Linked DNA regions of Homo sapiens: region 2 is linked to region 1. A link is a loop called in an ENCODE intact Hi-C map of the cell type or tissue named here. Cell type or tissue: ascending aorta. All regions are shown on one strand. Region 1 has its middle 28 kb from the start of BOLA3. Region 2 overlaps SLC4A5 (solute carrier family 4 member 5).

Region 1 (8,000 bases):
TATCCCCAGGAAAGGAAATCATTATATCAAAGAGATATCTGGGAGGGCACGGTGGCTCATGCCTGTAATCCCAGCACTTTGGGAGGCCAAGGCAGGCAGATTACCTGAGGTCAGGAGTTCAAGACCAGCCAACATGGTGAAATCCCAGCTCTACTAAAAATGCAAAAAATTAGCTGGGTGTGGTGGTGTGTGTGTGTGCCTGTAGTCCCAGCTACTCGGCAGGCTGAGGCACGAGAATTGCTTGAACCCAGGAGGTGGAGGTTGCAGTGAGCCCAGATAGCGCCACTTCACTCCAGCCTGAGCAGCAGAGTGAGACTCCATCCCAAGTTAAAAAAAAAAAAAAAAAACACTGTGTACCCCATGAATATGTACAATTATTATTTGTCAATTTAAAAAAATTAAAAGAACAAACAAAAAGATTAAAAAGAGCATCTTGCCAGGTGTGGTGGCTCGTGCCTGTAATCCCAGCACTTTGGGTGCGGCTAGGGGAGCTGTCAGCAGTCCATGGTGAGCAAAGCCCCAGCTGTGCATGAGACACTCCAGGGAGGGAGAAGGGGACTCAGACACTAAGGGGCTGGCAGGGAAGAGAAGCCAGGAGGGAGGTGAGCAGCAACCAGGGAACTCAGGGAAGCACCTCAAATGGGCAAGGGAGAGGGGAGCGGGGAGATGGGCAAGGGGTATGTGAAAGAACCCAGTGGGAACTCTGATTGGGAGCAGAAGAGGTGGTAAGAAGGGGTCAGATTGTGCTTGTGTTTTGAAGGTAAAGAGATAAATCAGGATTTGTTTTTGAATTGTAACCTCCACCTCCTGGGTTCAAGCAATTCTACTGCCTCGGGCTCCCAAGTAGCTGGGATTACAGGTATGTGCCACCATGCCTGGCTAATTTTTGTATTTTTAGTAGAGATGGGGTTTCACCATTTTAGCCAGGCTGGCCTTGAACTCCTGACCTCAGGTGATCCACCTGCTTCAGCCTCCCAAAGTGCTGGAATTACAGGCATGAGCCACCATGCCCGGCCTATTTTATTATTTTTTAAAGACAAGGTCTTACTTTCTCCCAGGCTGGAGTGCAGTGGTGCGATCTTGACTCACTGCAGCCTCTGCCTCCTGTGAGGCTCAAGTGATCCTCCTCCCTCAACCTCCTGAGTACCTGGGACCACAGGCATGCATGGGATTACAGACCTTTTGATCCTAAAAAATGTCAAATTTATAGAAAATTTGCACAAATGGTACAATGAGCACCCACATACTCTTCACCTAGATTCACCATTTTTTAGCATTTTTGTCATACAGTTGTCCCTTGAGCAACACTGGTTTGTCAAGAATGCATAAAATACAGGTAGATATTAGTCTATTTTATCATGTTCTACCATAAAATACACAAAATCTATTATATATATTTTTTTATAACGGAGTCATGCCCTGTCGCCCAGGCTGGAACGCAATGACACAATCTTGGCTCACTGCAACCTCTGCCTCCCGGATTCAAATGATTCTCCTGCCTCAGCCTCCTGAGTAGCTGGGATTACAGGCACCCACCACCACACCCAGCTAATTTTTGTATTTTTAGTAGTGACGGGGTTTCACCATGTTGGCCAGGCTGGTCTCGAACTCCTGACCTCGTGATCCACCCACCTCAGTCTCCCAAAGTGCTGGGATTACAGGCATGAGCCACTGCACCCGACCCACAAATCTATTATAAAAAATTAAAATTGATAAAAACCAAGTACCTGCTTTAAACACCTGTGACGCTAATCATCTCCACGAGAGCAGATACTATCACCAGTAAATTGCATACTATAGTAAAAAGTGATCTCTTGTGGTTTTCACGTGTCTTTCATTGTGTTTAGCACAACGCTGTAAATCTTGAATAACACCATGGCACCCACACGTAGTGCCTCTAGTAATGGTGGAAGTGCTCCCGAGAAGCAAAGTCAAGTCATGACATTACAAGAACAAGTTGAATTGCTTGATATGTACCATGGATTGAGGTCTGCAGCTGCAGTTGCCCACCATTTCAGACAGACGATTCATCTTAAAAAGACAATTGAAACTTACAGTATCAGTAAGCACAGTACGGTACTGTAAATGTATTTTCATTACGATTTTCTTAATATTTTCTTTTCTCTGGCTTACTTTATTGTAAGAATACAGTATATAATACATATAACATACAAAATAACTATATTATCAGTAAGGCTTCTGGTCAACAGTAGCCTATTAGTAAAGTTTTTGGGGAGTCAAAATGTATATGTGGGTTAGTCAGAATGCTTAACTGACATTGTTCAAAAGTCACATTGTATTTGCTTTTCTCTCTGAATACACATACACACACACATATATTTACATTTACATATATATAAACATATATATAACACATATATATGAACCATTTGGGAATTTGTTGCAGACATCAAGACACTTCTCCTGTAAATACTTTTGTCTGTATGTCCTAAGAACAGTCATTCTCCTTCATAACTACATAAAATTATTGCACCCAGGAAACTGATATATTATCTAATATTGAGTTCATATTCAAATTTATCCAACTTTTGCAATAATGTCTCTTATAATTGTGTTTTCCTCCTAAACCAAGACTCAAACCAAGATCCAGTCCAGAATCACACCATGCATGTAAGTTGTAGTTTCTTGACCCTTCTTTGATCTGCAGACTGCTGCCCTATCACTTTGTTCTTTCACAATATTGCCAACTTTTGGCTGGGTGCGGTGGCTCACGCCTGTAATCCCAGCACTTTGGGAGGCTGAGGCGGGATCACTTGAGGTCAGGAGTTTGAGACCACCCTGGCCAACATAGTGAAACCCTGGCTCTACTAAAAATCCAAAAATTAGCTGGGTATGGTGTCACGTGCCTGTAATCCCAGATACTTCGGAGGCTGAGGCAGGAGAATTGCTTGAACCGGGGAGGCGGAGGTTGCAGTGAGCCGAGATCGCACCACTGCACTTCAGCCTGGGAGACAGAGTGAGACTCTATCTCAAAAAAAAAAAAAAAAAAGATATTGCCATCTTTTAAGAACTCAAGTCAATTGCTTTGCAGAATGTTCCTCAATTTTGATTTGTCTGATTGTTTCTTCATTAATCAGGTTGAGCCTATTAGAAATACTACCCAGATGATGTGTGTTCTTCCTGTTCCTCACACCAGGAGGCACACAGTCTCAGTTTGTCCTATTACTGGAAATGCTAAGTTTGACTTTTGGCTAAGGCAATGTCCAGCAAATGTCTCCATTGCCTGAAAAATTTCCCCTTTATAATTAATAAGTAATCCAGGAGGTGTTACTTTAAGACTGTGTGAATAACCTATTCCCAGTCTTTCACCTAATAGTTTCAGCTTCCACTGGTGATTCTTGGCTGAATCAATTATTACCACGATTGCTGCAAAATGGTGGATTTCCAATTTTATAATTCCTATATTTATTGGTTGTCATTCTACTGTTTTGAAAAAGCATCTTTACTTCTCTCTCCTTTTATATTAATATTAGTGTAGTAGTTGTGGTAATATGAACCCATGGATTCTTTTTAATTGAATGTTTTAAATACTTGTCAAATTATACAAAATTCAACCAACGGCAGCCCCTTCAAACTTATTCCTGTGGCCTTTTGACATTCCTTGGGTGCTTCTGTTTTCTGTTACAGGCCTGAGGTGTCAGCAGGAAAGACGTACTAGTGGCCCCTGAAGCCCTGTTACCTCGGGCCTCTAGGACTTTCGATAGGCCGCCTCCCTTCTCTTAAGAGCCCACAGGTTGGACCTCCAGGTTCTTCCCTGGGTGCTCCCGGAAGGACGCTGCTTCGGGCTCCTCCCGGGGGAACTCCATTCTAGGCGCCCGGCTCCCGGCTCCCCCGCCCGCCCAACCCCGGAGCGCTCCATTCTCCTTGCCAGGCTGCAAACTCCGCCTCCGGTCGCTCTGGCCGACGGCCTCCACGGCGGCAGGGGGCGACCTCTCGGCAAGACTTTCCGCCGGGGTCCCAGCCCGGCAGGAGCTTCCGGAGAGATGGCGGGCGACGTCCGTACCTCTCCGTCTTTCCCTCCTGGGCTGGTGCCGTGGCTACGCCCCGGCCGCTCCACACACCTACCCGGGGGGAACGTGTGCCTGGGCCGCTGGAGTCGCGAATGGCCGGTTATTCACACGTTCAAGTACCCAAGGCAGGCGGCCCTGCAGGCGTCGTCGCGGGTTCTTCCGGCCATCTTGTTGAGGAGGGACCGGAAGGAGGAGCGGCTGAGGAGCCCAAGGAGCGGGGCGGCGGCCACTAGGAGCTCAGGAGGCAAGGGCGTGGCCGAGTGGGACCCACTTGCCTGCCTGGACCCAGAACTCTGGGATCAGTTTGACAACTTAGAAAATCGATAGTCTTGAGAAATTCATCATATCTGCCAAGGAAAGGACTGAGATTGAACTCAGCTATACAAAACAACTCAGGAATCTTTTAAAGACATGCCAACCTAAAAGGAACTGGAAGGAGAAAGAATACATTACGTAAAACTCTCCTTCCCTCCCTGTGAACAAAATGAGTGATCACGCTAGGCAGCATTAAGTTATCTTCTTTGAGGTCTTGAACTTTCAGATCACCGTGGAGTTACAAGGGCATGTTCAAAACCAAAAGCAGGAGAGGAAATCTCACTTTCATGATGCCCAGAAGGCACAACCACCGACAGAGACTTGATGGAAGCAACTTGAGGCAAGTAAAAGACAATTGAGATTATAAAAAGGCTGCTGAGCACATCAGTATTTTGAGAAAATGCCATATGTTTTAAAAACACGTTTTTAAAAGTCGATGTTGAAAAAGGCACACCACCAAGCTGCGAAAACATCACCAATGGCAGAAGACGGCAGACTACTCAATGAGAATTGAATTACTCATCAATTCAAGAAATTTGACACTGAGCTGCAGGAATTTTACCATCCTAATAGTTCCAACAACTTCCAGAAAATACAAGAGATAGAGGGAAAGAGGATAGTGAGAATGAGAGAATCAGTGAAGACATATGTAGCGATTGGGCAACAGGTGATAGCAATCAATAGGAGATGCTTGGAGAGAATAGTAAAGGCAACTGAATCAATGATCAGAAAAATGTCACAGCTGGTAATAAAAACTTTCAAGTCAGAGTGTGAGCCTCCTGGAGACATCTGAGGACTACACTCTGCCAATAAGGTGCTTGATAATAGTCTTTCAGATTTCTGAGGAGAAGGCAAACCAGGGTCAGCTGTGGTGGCAAATTGAAAGGAAACTTCTGGCTGTTCATAAAAATGTATAAATAAAGCTCCAAAGCAGCAAAAGGAACTGATTGGTTTAATGAGCTCGTTATCAAACCCAATATTGGCTGCTTCAAAAGTCTATAATGTAGGCTGGGCACAGTGGTTCACACCAGTAATCATCCCAGCATATTGGGAGTCTGAGGCAGGTGGATCAGTCGAGGTCAGGAGTTTCAGACCAGCCTGGACAACATGGTGAAACCCCATCTCTACCAAAAATACAAAAATTAACCAGATGTGGTGGTGCACACCTGTAATCCCAGCTACTTGGGAGGCTGAGATGGGAGAATCGCTTGGACCTGGGAGGTGGAGGTTGCAGTAAGCTGAGATCATGCCACTGCACTCCAACCTGGGTGACAGAGTGAGACTCCATCTCAAAGAAAAAAGTCTGTAGTGTAAGGGGTGTAACCCCAGAGGATGTTGGCAGTCTTCCACCTCAACTGAAAAGGAAAAAACTACAAGAGAAAGTCAATGAAATAAATACAGATGGAGATGGATCAAAGAAATGGCATAACAAAAATGAAAAACATGTACAAAAGAAATCTTCAAATGGGAGATACAGCCAGTTTGAGTCACAAATTAACAAAATTCAGACAAAAATATAGAAAAACAAGAGGCCCAGAAATTTGAAGTCTAGCTGCCTGAGGTTGAAGGCAGGCTCACACAATCAAGTGAACAGGCCTGACAACAGAGTGGAATGTACAAAAACCCAATCCAAAATCCCAGAGAGGTTTGCACAAGACTGGAAGGACTCAGAAGGCAGTTACATAGAGGAGCCAGTCAAGAAAGTGGGGTGAGGAGTTCTGGTTGTGGATTTTGATAGTGAAATATATATATGTGTGTGTGTGTGTGTATATATAAATACATACATATATATATATATATATATATTTTTTTTTTTTTTTTTTTTTTGAGATAGTCTTGCTCTGTTACCCAGGCTGGAGTGCAGTGGCTCGATCATGGCTTACTGTAGCCTCGACCTCCCAGGCTCAAGCTGTTCTCCTACCTCAGCCTCCCAAGTAGCTGGGACTAAAGGCATGTGCCACTACACCTAGCTTTTTTTTTTTTTTTTTTTTTTTTGCCACATGCCGCCACACCCAGCTAATGTTTTTATTTTTTATGGAGATGGGGTTTCACCTTGTTGGCCAGGATGGTCTTGATCTCCTGACCCTGTGATCGGCCTGCCTCAGCCTCCCAAAATGCTGGGATTACAGGCATGAGCCACCGTGGCCAGCCTAATTTTTGTATTTTTTATAGAGATGGGATTTCACAATTTTGCCCAGGCTGGCCTTGAACTCCTGGGCTCAAACGATCCACCCACCTTGGCCTCCCAGAGTGCTGAGATTACAGGCATGAGAAACCACACCCAGCCTTGATAATGAATTTGATAAGGAACTGCTTCCTGCCTTAGGGACTTGGAAAACCCTCTACATGTTTGAAGTTCAGAATGAAGGAATCATTTCAATAGTTGAAGCAAAAATATTGTATATTATAGAGGAAAATGAAGGTGCTGCGTGAATCTGCTTTTGGAAAAATGAAGATGAAAAGAGTTAAGTCCCTACTTTGTCAACATTGATTTGGACTAAAATGCCAAAGGTGCTAACATGTCAAATCGCTTGAATTCAGGCGGCAAAGATGGCAGTGAGCCAAGATCACACCACTCCACTCCAGCCTGAGCGACGGAGCGAGACTCTGTCTCAATGAATAAATAAATAGGCCACACGCGCTGGCTCACGCCTGTAATCCCAGCACTTTGGGAGGCCAAGGCGGGCGGATCACGAGTTCAGGAGATCAACACCATCCTGGCTAACATGGTGAAACCCTGTCTCTACTAAAAATACAAAAAACTGGACCCGGCCTGTGGGCGGAACCGACCAAGAAACACGCCAGCCAGGGCAGGGGCGTGCAGGAGGGATTCGGTAACCCCAGAGAGGAGTGGGAAATCAGGAAAGGCTGGAGTGCAGTGGCGTGATCTCGGCTCGCTACAACCTCCACCTCCCAGCCGCCTGCCTTGGCCTCCCAAAGTGCCGAGGTTGCAGCCTCTGCCCGGCCACCACCCCGTCTGGGAAGTGAGGAGCGTTTTTCTGCCTGGCCGCCCATCGTCAGGGATGTGAGGAGCCCTTCTGACCGGCTGCCCAGTCTGGGAAGTGAGGAGCGCCTCTTCCCGGCCGCCATCCCGTCTAGGAAGTGAGGAGTGTCTCTGCCCGGCCGCCCATCGTCTGAGATGTGGGGAGCGCCTCTGCCCCGCCGCCCCGTCTGGGATGTGAGGAGCGCCTCTGCCAGGCCGCGACCTCGTCTGGGAACTGAGGAGCGTCTCTGCCCGACTGCCACCCCATCTGGGAGGTGAGGAGCGTCTCTGCCCGGCCGCCCCGTCTGAGAAGTGAGGAGCCCCTCCGCCCGGCAGCCACCCCGTCTGGGAAGTGAGGAGCCCCTCCGCCCGGCAGCCGCCCCATCTGCGAAGTGAGGAGCCCCTCCGCCCAGCAGCTGCCCGGTCCAGGAGGTGGGGGGCAGCCCCCGCCCCGCCAGCCGCCCCATCTGGGAGGGAGGTGGGGGGCAGCCCCCGCCCGGCCAGCCACCCCATCCGGGAGGGAGGTGGGGGGGTCAGCCCCCGCCCAGCCAGCCGCCCCGTCCGGGAGGGAGGTGGGGGGTCAGCCCCCGCCCAGCCAGCCACCCCGTCTGGGAGGGAGGTGGGGGGTCAGCCCCTGCCCGGCCAGCCGCCCCGTCCGGGAGGTGAGGGTC
Region 2 (8,000 bases), 140 kb after region 1:
TTTTGAGACAAGAGTCTCACTCTGTCGTAAAGGCTGGAGTGCAGTGGCACCATCTTGGCTCACTGCAACCTCCTCCTCCTGGGTTCAAGCAGTTCTCGTGCCTGTCTGGCACATGCCTGGGACTACAGGCATGTGCCACCACGCCCGGCTAATTTTTGTATTTTTGATCGAGATAGGGTTTCTCCATGTTGGCCAGGCTGGTCTCAAACTCCTGGCCTCAATCCATCAGCCTCAGCCTCCCAAACTGCTGGAATTACAGGTGTGTGCCACCACACCTGGCCATCCAACCAACCCACTTGTAATACAGAAGATAAGAGAAATTTAACCAGGGAGTTGGTCCTTCCTTACACGTTGTGACATGTTTGGTAAGAAGGCCAGGGTTGTGGCATCCCAGAAATGGGAGCATGCTAGTGTTCCAACCAACCCTGGCTTGCCCAAAGCCTGGATGTGGGCTTGTATAACCAGGGCCCTGCTGACTCCACTTCCTGAACCCTTGGGGACTCCAATCTGGCTCTGCACTGCAGAGTCACTGCAGCACAACGATGCTGTCTGAATCTACTCTCTGTTCACTGGGAATCTGCCAGCTGAGGGCAGGCATGGAGTTTAGCTTTGCACAAATCAATGATGAAGAAAGAGCCTGCAGAGCAAATGCCTCTGGGCTTGCACCTGAAGAGCACCCAATAGCAGAGACCACTGATGCTGCAAATACCGAGAAGCAGCATCAAGTATCAGCAAGGAGAACCAGATGCTGGCGCTAGGTGATGGGTTCCAATCCCCAAATCAAGAAAGCACTGTCTGGTGAAAGGGACAGCTAGTGTTATTATTACCACTCACACATTCATTAAAACAGGTTATAAAAAACTTTTACTAGGTAATGCTTTCTTATCACAGTTGCACTGTCTGTATGCATGAGTAAAAGTGGTTTTCCTCTCCAAATAATGTTCCAGAATACTGACTAGTTCCTAAATTACTTCCAAGTTAAGGGCTCTGGAGTTAGACTGCCTAGGTCAAATCAAAGTTCTGTCTTTCAGCTGTATAGACTTTGGTGTGTTATTTAACTGCTGTAAGCCTCAGTGTTCTCTCATGAGTAAAATGGGAATGAAAATAGTGCCTTTGTGATTCACAGAAAATGCCTGGCACAGTGTAGTGCATGTGGTGTGGAGCTTAAATATTGATTGATTTTGTTACTGTTGTTATTAATTTATTTGTGCCCGGGACACTGACATGAGGGGCTGACTTTGTTTTTGCCTTCCACCAAACTTAGGGGTGGCTGGAAGGCCTGGAGGTCACCCAAGCTCCTGAAGGCTCCTCGCCAAGTCTCAGGTTTCCTTTGTCATCTTTCTTCCTACTCCTGGGGAGATAGACAAGGGGACCATGGGGCCTCCTGTCCTTGAGGTATGCAGGAGTTGGAATTAAGGGGGCCTCCTCTGGGCTTCCCCAAGGGGCACAGTCACAGGATTCTGGGGCTGTGGGCCTTAGAACTGGACCCAATTTGTTTGCAGAATTCTGATCTCATCACGAGGGTTTCAGCCCAGTTCATGGGAGACCACAGGAAGAAGATGCACTATTGGACAGTCTAATTAACTACCACTGTTCTCGCCACAGGGAGATTCTTTTCTGTCTCTCTGCCAGCCCCAGTCCCTATCCCATCTTTAAAGGTGCTTGTGGATCACAGGATAGATGAAGCCATGTGTGCTGGTCTTCTCTCTCCAACAAATCCCAAGCTCAAGGACAGCTGGCGCCTCATTTAATCATGTTCTCTGTCCCACACCCCCAGGGCCTGACACAGAGCCAGCACCTGGGACTCCGTCATTCCCCGACTACTGGCCTTGGCAAAGTCCCCCAGGCAGCCCAGAGTCCCCACTGGGGATCTTCCTGGAACTCCCACTCCTTTGTAGGAGTGGAACTCTGCCCATAGGGGATCCCTGCTCCTGAAACCAAAGACTTTTTCCTGCCCTGGCCCTCCATTGCAGCTAAGTGCAGGGGTTTTACTACCTGGTCTGTGTTTGGGGTGAGAGAAATGTCATTCATGCTTCTGCTCTGGGCATGACCTAGGAGAAAAGGAAAAGAAGATCCATCAGGGGAAGCCAGGCTCTTGCAGGTCCCTTTCCTATGGGCCCTACTCATGTACCTCTCCCATGTTCATAACCAAAGCAAACTCCCTCCCCCTTAATCCTGCAGTCCCCTTAAACTAGCATCCTCTCACTTTCCTTCTGTTCAATGGCTGCTTTCCTGAAAGAGGTGTTAGACTCCAGTTTCCACTGTTTCCTTCTCCCTCCTCAATCTACCACACTCTAGTCTCTACTCCTCCACCCCAACGTCTTGGATGTCACCAGGCTGTCTACTCTGGGTGTGGCTCTGCACCAGGCCCGGATAGGAGGAGGGACACAGACGCATTATTAGGTGAGGTTCCATGTGTCACTTAGCTTGGAATTTGCTGGAGGGGGAGCAGTTTCACCTCTGTCCTCCATGACCGGTGAGAGTCTTCAAACATGGGCTGGGGATTTAGGCTGGCAGAGGGAAGGAAGGTGGGCTTCCCATGAGAACAGTGATAGCCAATTATTTGAACTGCCCAATAGTTCCTTCCTCTGTTAAGAGAGAGAAAGCCAGCTCTCCTCTCCCACTAGCCCAATCTGGTGGACACCCTCAGACCTATCGTGTCTCGGCTATTGGCCTGTGCCACTCCTGGTGTCCAGAATGCTGCTCCTCTTGGCTCTCCTCCTCTCATTTCTGTCCCAGGATCCTCTCCTGCTTGGACATCCCAGGGCCTTGTCTTTGCTCTCATCCCCTCCAGGTGCCTCAGCCTCTCCGCTGGTCAATCGCTCCCACTCCTGTTGTTTCCAACACCCATTTGGGCTGAGGATGCCCAGGATGGATCTTTAGTCTGACTCCTCTTCTGAGCTGCAGACTCCTTGGAGCAGTCCCCTCTGGCACCTCAAATGCAACTCTTTACCTGCCCCCAAATCACTTTCCTCATGGACACATTCCACTCAATGCCCCTCCCTCCCATCCACCAGCCCTTTAGACAGAAATCTAGGAGCAGCCTTGGGCCCTCCCTCTTCCTCACCTCCTACTTCCCACCAGTACTTCAATTCCACCTCTGTCCCTTCCTCTCCATTCTGGAATGCAGGCTCAGTCTCTGCCTTCCAATGTTGCCCCTTCTAGATTATTCCTACTCAGACAGAAATCCGATCACAGCATGCTCCTGCTTCAAGCTTCCCAGGGGTTCCCATTATCTTCAGAATAAAACCCGGGTTCTTTTGCTGGGTGCACAAGGCCCTCTTTGATTTGACTCTCTCTTCCCTTTAACTCCTGCACTTCCTGTGAACTGGACTAATGTTTTTATTTTCATAGCTCCAGCTCCTTCTCTTCCATCCCCCAACCTCCTATTTGTTTTGTTTGTTTAGAACCCCCTCTTCCTCCTCCTTGCTCCTGGAAAACTTCTATTTATGCTCCAAGACTCAGTCAGTGTCTCCTCCTCTCTGATCCTTCCCCTGTGCGCTGTGTTCTGCATGCTGGGCCACCTCATGGCGGGTGCCCACCTTGAATATGACCTGGTTCACACAAAGCTGCAATCATCCATTCGTGCCTCTTGTCCCAGTGGTTCCCACCCCTAAGCAGTGTCAGTAGGGAGGTGACCTCATATACAATGATAACTGAGTGGAAGGTCTTCCCGAAGCCACTCTGTACCCACTGAACACTGCCACTGGGCATCCCTATGTGGCATAACAAAGCTGGGGAGACTAAGAGGACTTGGGTCATCAGGACAGAGAGAGAAGACTGCAGCAAATGCCTGCTGTGCCCAAGGCCACAGGCAGGGGCTGCATTGCCCCCAAGTCACTCCTTGGGCCTGGACAGGGGTACAGCACTGGGCTGAACTTGTTAACATCTTGGCATTTTAGTAAAAGTACCTGAAGGAAAATAGTCCTTCACTGCTTTTTCTTTTTCACTTCACTTTCTAAGTTCGCTCCTTTCTTTTCCCCAGCTCGCCTGTCTGTGTATCCCTGACGAGGTGCATGTAAAACCTGTCTGTCACCTCTCACCTCAAACCCACACCCCGCCCCCTACCAGCCATTCCCAGAAAAAAGGGGCCGTGACTCTGCCCACATTTCTTCTCCATGGTGGCATGAGACTGCCACCCAGTGATGGGAATGCTGCCTGACTGAACTGAAGGAAAGGACCTTGCCTGTTTTTGATTCCATTTCCAGGAAAGCTTTTCACCAAAAAACAGGGTTAATGTCAGTTTGATGAAGATGAAGGTACAGACTAAGATAAAAACACCTAGAATATGGGAGTGGGTATTGATTACACCAGGATGTGACTGACAGCCTCATTTTTCAGAGGAATGACTTGAATATTATGGTAGTAAATGAGGCCCTGAGAGCAGCCTGGGTTTAGAGTGAAAGTTAGGCTCCTCCTGATGCATGCCCTGAGAATTCTTGGCAGATCCTGGGCTTTGTCTCCCCCACCTATGGCAATGTGGCCATGTCACAGCTGCCACAGCCTGAATAAAGCTGCCACAGAGCGGCAGAGCACACACTCACACAGACGTCCGTAATTTGCACTCTGCCGCATCCGCAGGTCTTCCGTGGAGTGGTGTAGACTCGGGCCAGCACCAGGGCTCCGGGCAGGACTGCGATCTGGGAGGAGAATCAGAAGGGACTTGGCTTCGACAGCCTTGCTGGTGTAGCGAAGCCTCTTGGGTTAGTTCACTTTAACTAAATAAAACTGGGTGGCAAGACATGTCTCTTCCCCTTCTGGGAAGAAATTCTTTTTTTTTTTTTTTTTTTAATTTAAGCAAGTCAATAGTCTGAACAAGATTACAGGCTGGGCACGATGGCTCACGCCTGTAATCCCAGCACTTTGGGAGGCTGAGGTGGGTGGATGACCTGAGGTCAGGAGTTTGAGACCAGCCTGGCCAACATGGTGAAACCCTGTATCTACTAAAATACAAAAAATAGCCAGGCATGGTGGTGGGCACCTGTAATCCCAGCTACTTGGGAGGCTGAGGCAGGAGAATCACTTGAATCCAGGAGGCAGAGTTTGCAGTGAGCTGAGATCGCGCCATTGCACTCCAGCCTGGGTGACAGAGTGAGACTCCGTCTCAAAAAAAAAAAAAAGAACAAGATTAGAGAGAATATCTGTACTGTTGAAAGTGAGAGAGATACACAGTGCATTAAATGGGCACAAGGTGTAGTAGACTGCTTGGGTTCATCCCTGATTCCACCACTTAATGGCTTTGTGACCTTAGGCAAGTTACTTAAACTCTCTGTGCCTCAGGCGTCTCATCTGTAAAATGGAGACAAGAACCGTACCTACACGCCACAGCATTTTTGTGAGGATGAAGTGAGTTAAAACAGGAAGAGCACTCAGAATAGTGCCCAGAATGTAGTTAAGTGCTGAGTATGTATCTGTTGCTATTATGGTATGTTAAACACTTCCCGTTGTTTTGGGAGCGATTTTTTGAGACAAGGACTTGCTCTGTTGCCCAGGCTGGAGTGCAATGGCACGATCTCTGCTCACTGCAACCTCCGTCTCCTGGGTTCAAGCGATCCTCCCATCTCAGCCTCCTGATTAGCTGGGACTACAGGTGTGTGCCACCACACTTGGCTAATTTTTTGTAAGGCGGGGTTTATGCCATGGGGTTTAAGCCATGAGGTTTATGTATTTCTTGTAGAGATGGGGTTTATGCCATGTCACCCAGGCTGGTCGCAAACTCCTGAGCTCAAGCAATCCACCCACCTTGGACTCTCAAAGTGCTGGGATTACAGGTGTGGGCCACCATGTCCGGCCCACTTCCCATTTTTAAGTAATTCATTTAAAGAGGTTCCTCAATGTTTTTAATGTAGCAACTTTGCTCTGGTTACTGTGTTTGTCTGACAGGCTCAGTAGGGCTAGTGTCCCTGGGCATCTAGGCTGGGATACTGATAGTGGAATGTTGGAGATTTGAGATGTGTACATGCAACAAGCCACTCTCTCTAAATGGCCCCAGGTCCTGCTAATCAGAGTGACATCAGCCACCAGATCTACAAGCCCTGGCACTCTTGAGATAAGCCCAGCCCCTTCTACCACCCTGATGTGTTCCATTTTCTGCTGAGGCTCTTGACCTCTCTAGGGGGTTTGATGTGAAACTTTTGGGTCCTTTCCATAGCAAGCCATCTCTACCAGCATTTCCCAATGCTGTGTGACATAAGAATCTCTTGGGGTGCATTCTAACTTCTCTTTTTCTAGGCCATACCCCAGAACAATTGACTCCAACTCTCCAAGGTGGGGCCCAGGCATTAGGACACATCTCAAGCCCCAAAGTGATCTGCCACATGCAGCCCTGGCTGGGAACCAACTCTCTCCCTAGAAATTGTTCTGCTCTGGTGGTGGGAACAACACGGGAGTGTGGCTGGGGTCCCCACAGGCCTGCCAGAGAAGGAGGCTGAGGGATCCCCAGAACATCAGAATTTCTCCAGAAACTCCCAGCCCCTAAGGTGGGCTCACCCGGGTACCAGGGCCTGATACTGGCCCTGCATGTCCCATGCCTACCAGCGTAAGGCCTGACTCACTTGTGGTGGAGACTGACTTCCCAATGTCAGCTAAGGAGCGGTGGATGGGCTTCTTGGTTTGGTGGCGGTGCCTCCTCAGGAGGACGTAACTGACCCTCTCCCGGAGCTCTGGCCGCAGGAGACCATCCTCAATCTGCTTCTCAATGACATCATCTGTGTGGAAAACATACACACCTCATCCCTGTGGGACAGAACAGCTCCAGGGTATGGAAGTCTTCAGTTTCACCTGTTATTAGTGGGATTAAATGTGGCAGAGGGGGTGTGGAAGTACTCCTGGCTTTGCCACTAGCTGTGGAAAACTGGGCACATCACCAACTCTTGGCCTCCTCCTGTTCAAGGGCACGTGTGTGTGTGTGTGTGTGTGTGTGTGTGTGTCTGCTCTTTCTGTCAATGTTCTTATGAAAAGTGAAATAAACAGTACATATGAAACTGCCCCAGGAGGCACAAAAGTACTGTGTTCAATGGTTTTAGTCCTAAAATGAACTCTTTTTAGAAAAGTATTTTGGGCAAAATACTTCTGGCAAAATCCAATGTGCTAGAACAAAACTCACAAAAATTTTTAGGGGTGTTAAGGCAAGCCAACTCCTCCCTTCGACACACCACTAAATGACAGCTAATTTCCTAAAGATGAATGATGACCCATTTTACCCTGAAAAGAAACAGGTTGTCATGGCAAGAGGTATCTCTGACTATGCAAGAGGCCCTCTCCCCTTTTACCACATTTCTGGATGGCATTTTGGAGGATGGTCTTTTCCTCTCTACTGGAGGTCTACATGGTACTGAAACTTGGAGTGACTATGATCCTGCCCTGGGAGCAACAGAGTCAAAGCTGGTCTCTGCAGAATCAGGTGTCAGAGACGGGCCGTCACACAGACTTGAGGGCAGGCATGAGGTCAGGGGAGCTGCCCTGGTTTGCAGGGACCACAGGAGAGATGCACACAGTGGCCCCTGCCTCACCTATGATCTGTGGTAAGGAGCCACTGTCCAAATCCAGCAGCACCGTCCCCGTCTGCAGGCAGGTACGGAGCTCGAAGAGGCTGTGCAGGGATAGTGTGGACACGTGGGGCTTGCTCCAGCGTTCGCCGCCTTCCTCTACCTTTTCTTCAAACTTTATCCACCTGGAAGGGTAAGGATGGGGCTCAGTGTGGCCAGGGCCCTCAGGAGGAGGCCTCACCTGGGTCTCCCCAAAAGAGGGGTGTCATGTGGGTTCATGCTATGTATGTGGTTGTGGTGTTGGTCCCAGACTCACAGGCAGAGGATCTCTTGGGGATCCCCTCATTTGTCCCCCACTCCTCCTGATACTGTCATGTGAAGGAAAGTGGCATCCAGAGAAGTATACAGGGGCATGAGGGATCTTCTGGGAGTGATGGAAATGTTCTAAAATTGGATTATGGTGACAGTTGCACAATTCCATACATTTTCTAAAAATCATTTACCAGTACACTT

Evidence for each region. A loop is a pair of places that touch in the nucleus more often than their neighbours do. Peaks named below come from ENCODE experiments on the same cell type or tissue, not always from the same donor. Only the 100,000 strongest peaks of a DNase experiment are listed, where the experiment ranks them.
Region 2: it touches region 1 in a loop (4-fold over the local background); 2 of 110 quality-filtered maps call a loop at or near these places.

What each region holds. Positions count from the first base shown.
Region 1 is chr2:74,116,361-74,124,360 of GRCh38, forward strand. It overlaps a transcript of TET3 not described here and the pseudogene FNBP1P1. Among named protein-coding and RNA genes, the nearest start is that of BOLA3, 28 kb to the right of the region's middle. RefSeq lists enhancers at 3,910-4,269, 7,213-7,915. In ascending aorta, CTCF peaks have their summits at 3,177 and 3,933 (motif pointing right); DNase peaks (open chromatin) are centred at 3,941 and 4,231; H3K4me3 peaks cover 1,506 bases; H3K27ac peaks cover 948 bases.
Region 2 is chr2:74,257,593-74,265,592 of GRCh38, forward strand. SLC4A5 (solute carrier family 4 member 5) reads right to left here. Exons shown (of 31, transcript NM_133478.3): 9 at 7,512-7,672; 10 at 6,555-6,707; 11 at 4,545-4,640; 12 at 1,996-2,051. Among named protein-coding and RNA genes, the nearest start is that of MTHFD2, 63 kb to the left of the region's middle. In ascending aorta, a CTCF peak has its summit at 4,135 (motif pointing left); a DNase peak (open chromatin) is centred at 4,099.